2 separate regions of the Homo sapiens genome follow, and region 1 is linked to region 2. Evidence: chromatin contacts called from ENCODE Hi-C data. All regions are on one chromosome and are shown on one strand. The core of a region is the stretch at or near the end of the contact, and the rest is flanking DNA. Distances in the headings are between cores, read along the strand shown.

Region 1 (3,728 bases), core at 1,117-3,616, 520 kb after region 2:
ATGGAATACTATACAGCCATAAAAAATGATGAGTTCATGTCCTTTGTAGGGACATGGATGAAGCTGGAAACCATCATTCTCAGCAAACTATTGCAAGGACAAAAAACCAAACACTGCATGTTCTCACTCATAGGTGGGAATTGAATAATGAGAAGACATGGACACAGGAAGGGGAACATCACACACCGGGGCCTGTTGTGGGGTGGGGGGAGGGGGGAGGGATAGCATTAGGAGATATACCTAATGTTAAATGACGAGTTAATGGGTGCAGCACACCAACATGGCACGTGTATACATATGTAACTAACCTGCACATTGTGCACATGTACCCTAAAACTTAAAGTATAATAATAATAAAAAAAGAACTACTAAAAGACTCAACAACAAAAGGACAAATAACCAAACACAAAAATGGGCAAAGGGCTTAAATAGACATTTATCCAAAGAAGATATGCAATGACCAATAAACAAATGAAAACATACCAAGTATTCTTAGTTATTTGAGAAAGGAAAATCAAAACCACAATGAGATACCACTTCACACCTACCAGAGGGGTTATGATTTTAAAAATCAGAAAATAACAAGCATTGGCAAAGATGTGGAGAAATTGGAACCCCTTTTTATTACTGATAGGAGTTTACAACGATGCAGCTACTATGGAAAACAGTTTGATGGTTTCTCTACAAGTTAAACATACAATTACCATATGATGCAACAATTCCACTCCCAGGTGTACAACCAAAATAATTGAAAACAAGGACCGGAACAGATATTTGTACCCACTGTTCATTACAGCATTATTCACAATGGCCAGAGAGTGGAAATAACTTACAAGTCTATCAACTGATGAAGAGATAAAAAATGTGGTATATACACGTGATGAAATATTACTCAGCCATAAAAAGGAATGAAGTTTGGATGAACCTTGGAAAACATTATGCTAAGTGGAATAAGCCAGTGACTAAAATATAAGATATGACAAATATATGATACTGCTTATATGAAATATCTAGCATACACAAGGTCAGAGAGACAGGAAGTGGATTAGAGGTTACCAGGAGCTTGGAGGAGGGAAGAATTGAGACTTTACTGCTTGATGGTTACAGAGTTTTGTGTTCAGGGAAGAGATTTGGAAATGGATGGTGGTGACAGTTGCACAACAGTGCAAATGTTAGTAACACCACTGAATTGTGTCTCAGTTACTGGGAGGCTGAAGAGGGAGGATTCTTTGAGCCAGGGATTTGGAGGCTGGCCTGGGCAACATAGTGAGACTCCATCTCTAAAAATAAATCTAATAATGATTAAAGTGGCAACATTTGTTATATATATTTTACTACAATAAAAAGTTAGAAAAAATCGTGGGACTATTTGGAGTGCAATTAACAACATTGAGTTTTATTTCTCCTTCTCCAGACTAACATCTAACAGGTCTGTGGATCAGAAATGATGGTGGAGCAGTTGCCCTTTGACATAGCGATAGACCGTGTGGAAATGGTATTCAGTAAGCCCTTGACATCCAAAGGGGTGCACATGCAGACCTTTGCAAATCTCCAATAGAGGGCTGCAGAAATGTTTGTAGAGTCTCTTGACTTTCTTCAGACTCATATTTTCATAGAGAAATAAGTGTTTCCTGCGTATTTTCTCACCTGCAAGTTTAATCTCTCATGAATGGTTGTGTTTCATGAGGAAATAAAGTTTTCAGCACTTTGGAAGTGTGTATAAGGATGGTTAGAAAATCATACTGTCAGGTTGAGATGTGGATTCTCATCCTTCCGCCGGCACCTCACCAACCCAGCACTTGGCCACCATCCTTGTGGCACGTAATTCATGTCTGCCACAGCAAAATAGCCAATGTCCTGGAGCCCTGAGCCCTGTGAGATGTGTAGGAAGTCACCCTGCCCCTGTCTGGCATCTAGTATGAGCTCTAGGCATGTTTGTTGATTGAGTTAGTGAGTCAGTCACTGTCAGTCAGAGGCACATGCTGGGATGTGTTGCGGGAAGTGGATCGCTGACCCTCTGGTCATGGCACTCCCGCCTTCCTGCTCTGGTATGGGCCTGGATGAGGGTGCAAGGGTGTCTGCTGGGGTCAGTTCTGCTTCCCCAGATCCCAGCCACCCTCCTCAGCCACACACAGCACTGACCTCACTCCCCATGCGCTGCCCTGCTCTCAACTTCCACTTCTCCCCAGTGTCTTGGGCAAGCAGAGTGCCCACAAAGACCCCTGTTAGGACGCAATGCCTAGCAGGGGTCTTTGTGGCCCTGGTAACCGCCCTCTCCCTCTCCACCGGCCACTGCAGCTGCATTCACCTCTCCACGCCCAGGCTGCCCTGGTGAAAAGAAGCTCGTTTGTAGACAAAGTGTGGGAGTGTCTTTACTGTGGGTGAAAGAGCAAACTTGGGGATCTCTTTGCAAAGTGCTGGAGATTGTTAATGATGTCATAATTAGTAGGCAGCACTCAAAGTGTTATGACATCATTAACCAGTGATTGTTGTACTCCGTGGCCTTTCTAACTGGCTTGTGATTGGGCCCCAAGGCTGCCTGGCCCTCCGTGAGACCATGTCTGAATAGATACCTGAGAGTTAGACCCATGCGCTGGGTCTGGCTGAGGCTGTGTGTAGATCACAGCAGCGTGAGCACTGGCTGTACCTTTGCCCTGTCCTGCTGCTCTCACTGTCTGCTGTGTCGGGACACTGAGCAGAAGTGGCGGTGGAATGCACACAGCACAGCGTGTCACAGTGCGCATGGGCTCCCCACTGGAAGGGATGTAGCATTGTTTTTCTTTCGTAATGGAGAGAAGAGGGGAAGAAAAGGCCCAGGCACTGGTTCTCCAACTCTTGTACATCCGGTCACTGTCCTGAGATTCAGAAGGTCTGGGGTGTTCTGAGAATTTGCATTTCTGACAAGTTTGCAGAGAGTAATGCTGATGCTGCTGGTTCAGGGACCCACTCGGAGAGTCAGTGGCCTGGAGCACTGGAGGGCTCCGTGGAGCTGGGGAGGGTGGAGGGATGACGGCCTCGGGATGGCACAAGGAGGTGCCGGGTGAAGAGGAGGTGCCGGAGGCAGGATGGAGCAGCTCACAGTGGTACCTGGGATGGCCCCGTGGCTTCTGCCAAGCCAAATTCTCCTGTTTCATAAGAATTGCTCACCGGTGAGACTCCATTTTTCTTGAAGAACAGTGTTGTTTGTTTTATTTTATTTTCTTTCAGGCATATATAGAATCTTTGGCACTATAAAAAGCATTTACCGCATAATTAATATCTAATTGTTCCCAGAGAAGACACAATCTTATAAGGGGAAGTCATGGGAAGAAGGAAGCTCTGGTCATAAAAACACGATTTCCACCTTCTGTGCAGAGAAACTGCACTCTTAATTGTAGGCAGAAGGGTTTCGTTTGGGTGACTTCATCTTCACCACTGGAAGACGCTGCCCACCTCCCAGCCAACCCCCTCCCCAGACCGAGGGTGGACGGGCCTGGCCGTCAGGGAAGGCCTCGCATTGTGCCATCCAGCCGGGGCTTGGCCATGGCCAGTCTGAGGCAGTGTGGGCTCCTGCGCCTGTTGTCTTTGAAGTCCCTGCAACCAGATCAGCTCTCTGCTCTCTGAGATCCCAGGGCTGTCGAGCTCATTGAAGCCTGCAAATGGGACAGCACTGGCCTTCCTCCTTTTCATTCAGCCACTGGACGGGGCTGGCCCACGAGCCAGCAGATAAAAGAAGTCATTTAAGCTTT
Region 2 (3,324 bases), core at 347-2,846:
GGGAACTCTATTTTCTGCTCAATTTTGCTGTGAACCTGAAAGTGTTCTAAAAACTAAAGTCTATTTTAAAAAATCCACTGTTTCACCTAATTCAACACTTCACTCCCACTCTGATAATCTCTGGCAACCAATGATCTGTTTACTGTCTGTATTTAAATTTAATTAAAACAATTTTTAAACTGTTTTGATATTTTTATAATAATCAATATATTTTGATTGGACTTTTATAGTGAGCACTTTCTTTGGAAATGAGTGTCTTTGACCTTCAAAAAAGTTATAGTTGTTATCAGTTATCATAAGAGGTGGGGCCCACCTCTTAAAGTAGCAATAAAATCTTATTTATGGTTGAAAAAGGTCAGGTCATTGCGCCACTTCTCTTTGCAGGTTTCTGTGCAATCCATCAGGGGACAGCTGGGACTAATCATTTAAAAAACTTTCCAGCCTGCTAATTTTACCATACCTCACATTTTTGTCATTCCTGGCCAAAATCCAAAGGGCAAGTCCCTTCTGCAGCCTCATTTTTTTTTTTTCTGTACTTTCGCTCCCCTGACGCAAGCTTCCACTGTCTCCCATCCTAACTTTACCACTACGCCCTCTAGAATGCCTTTTCCTGATAAGCAAAACCCCCCGAGTCGTTGGCTCCTCCACTTTCCGGTTTTGGCAGAATCCTTGATCTGAGCCAGGCCTCTTCCCAGGGGCTCTGGCCCTCTTCACTTCCTTTTCCCCGGAGGACTCTGGCTCCCGGGTAGCAAGCAGCCCACTTCCCCGGCCGCTTCCTTCCCCCGGGATGACACGTTTCTACAGGCGGACTCTTCTAATTCATACTATTTCCCTACCCCCGTGGTGGCTCCTAGCACCCCCAGGCCTGTTCTACCTGTAAAATCTTGACACATTTAAACTACTACTTCTGATCCTTTCCTCCCCGTCCAGCCTTCGCTCTTAGGCTGCCGAGCCTGGACTGCTTGTCATCCCCTCAGGCGTCTCCCCGGCCCTCCCTGCTCTTCAGCCGTCCCGACGGAGCGCGGCTCCTGACCAAACCCACGGTTCGTCTTCTCCACCTGCTCCGCGCGCCTCGCATGTGTCTGGGGGGAAACACATCCAAACGTCGACTTAAATGATTCAGGGCCGAGGACCGTGAGAGGCAGTCTTCACTTTTTCATCTTTCTTCATTTGCACAGTATACCAATAAGCTCTTACTACTTCTCAGCACAGGTAACTCGCCTTTTGCAGAGCACCCTCCGCCGCCGAACGGTCAGAGCCTGGAGGAACCCGCACCAGGATCGTAGGGCATGACGGGCCGGGGGCGGGACGAGGATTGACGAGCCGGGAACAGGGCGGGGCTTGAGGGGGCGGGAGGGTGGGGCGAGGCATGACGGCTCTGGTGGGAGGGTAGGCGGGGCTTGACGGGCCTGGGGGCGGGGCGGGGCTTGAGGGACCGGAAGGTGGGGCGAGTCATGACGGGCCGGGGCGTGGGCAGGGCTTGAGGGGCCAGGGGACTGTGTGGGGCCTGACGGGCCGGTGGGTGGGGCGGGGCTTGAAGGACCGGAGGGTGTGTGGGCGGGGCTTGATAGGCAGGGGCGGTGCGGGGGCGTGGGCAGCACAAGCCGTGCGCTCCCGGGCTGCGAGGTCTGGCTAGGCTACGGGCCACGCGCCGCCGCCGCTGCCGCCGCCACTGTCCTCTTCGGAGGCGCGGGCCCGACGGAAACCATGTTTGTGGCTCGCAGCATCGCGGCGGACCACAAGGATCTCATCCACGATGTCTCTTTCGACTTCCACGGGCGGCGGATGGCAACCTGCTCCAGCGATCAGAGCGTTAAGGTGCGCGCGGCGCTTGCGGGCGGGGCCGACCCCGGAAGGAAGGAAGGGGAGTGGGTGGGCGGCGCGGGGAACGGGGCTGTGTCTTGGTTCAGTGACGCCGCTGGAAGCTGTGGGGTGGCGGGCGAGCCCTGGCTGGACTGAGCGGAAGCCCTCCCCGCCCGCGTATTGTGGGGTCACGGCGGCCTCGCGGGCCGCCCTCCCGTGCGCCTGCGCAGCTGGTGCCACGTGCGCGCTCCCGCCCGCAGGGTACGCCGGGCCCTCTCCCAGGCCGCGCTGCCGGGGCTGCGGGCGGGAACCCAGGGGCATCCCACCGTCAGCCTCGGCGTCGTGGGTCTTGCCCGCGCTGTTCACCCGACGACCTGCAGTGGGACCTGGTGGGAGACTTTGCCTGGCTGGCGCTGCGTCGAGTTCTGTGCCCCGCCGGTGTTCTCTCACCAGGGCACATGGTTTTCTCCGTGGGTTCAGAGCAGAAGCTCACTTTGTTACGCCGAGGAAGAAAAATACAAACCATTTACATCCAATGATTTCCCTGCTTGCTGCCCAGGAATCGGAGGGTTTGTTTCTTGAAGTTCCCGTAAACGTCTGTAGACACTTCCGACAAGCAGAATTTCTTTTCTTTTTTTTTTTTTTTTTTTGAGACCGAGTCTCACTCTGTCACCCAGGCTGGAGTGCAATGGCACGATCTCGGCTCACTGCAACGTCCGCCTCCCGCTTTCAGGCGATTATCCTGCCCCAGCCTCCCAAGTAGCAGGGATTACAGGTGCACGCCACCACCCCCGGCTAATCTTTTTTTTTTTTTGTATTTTTTAGTAGAGACAGAGTTTCACCATGTGGGCCAGGCTGGTCTCGAACTCCTGACCTCGTGATCCACCCGCCTCGGCGCCTCGGCCTCCCAAAGTGCTGGGATTACAGGCGTGAGCCACCGCGCCCGGCCTACAAGCAGAATTTCTAATGTGGGGATGCTACATGAGATTTAGGAACCTCCCAGATGTGTTGCAGGATGAATGAAAGCTGGAGTGCGGATTATTTGGTTCTCGACAACTCCAGAGTAACTGGAAATCTGAAGGATAGTTTATCCTTTTTCACATTCGAGTTTGATACCAGTGATCTCTCAAAGATAAACTTTTTATAAATAGTGTTGCAATTTTTAAAAGATGTAGTTTCTTTTTTAAAACAAGTTTATTTTTGTTGTAATAAACTACGTTAACCGTTTTTTTTTTTTTTTTTTTTTTTTTTTTGAGACGGAGTCTTGCTCTGTCACCCAGGCTGGAGTGGGGTGGCGCAATCTTGGCTCACTGCAAGCTCCGCCTCCCGGGTTCACGCCATTCTCCTGCCTCAGCCTCCCAAGTAGCTGGGACTACAGGCGCCCGCCACCACGCCCGGCTAATTTTTTGTATTTTTTAGTAGAGACAGGGTTTCACCATGTTAGCCAGGATGGTCTCTATCTCCTGACCTCGTGATCCGCCCACCTCGGCCTCCCAAAGTGCTAGGATTACGGGCGTGAGC

What was found. Hi-C counts contacts between places; a loop is a spot of excess contacts on that map. Pooled maps may share reads with other maps.
Region 1: a pooled map shows a loop between it and region 2 (4-fold over the local background). The contact joins the promoter of LDLRAD4-AS3 here to the promoter of SEH1L in region 2. A Hi-C loop is called at or near these places in 1 of 37 single-sample maps with no recorded cell type and 7 of 50 pooled maps.

Annotation. Positions count from the first base shown.
Region 1 is chr18:13,468,652-13,472,379 of GRCh38, forward strand. It overlaps LDLRAD4-AS3 (LDLRAD4 antisense RNA 3), which reads right to left and starts at 2,367. Exons shown (of 2, transcript XR_007066301.1): 1 at 2,143-2,367; 2 at 1,376-1,647. The region is part of intron 4 of LDLRAD4 (low density lipoprotein receptor class A domain containing 4); the gene reads left to right.
Region 2 is chr18:12,946,415-12,949,738 of GRCh38, forward strand. It overlaps SEH1L (SEH1 like nucleoporin), which reads left to right and starts at 1,597. Exons shown (of 9, transcript NM_001013437.2): 1 at 1,597-1,818. The coding sequence starts at 1,708. RefSeq lists silencers at 1,295-1,744, 1,785-2,134, 2,145-2,244 and an enhancer at 2,176-2,777.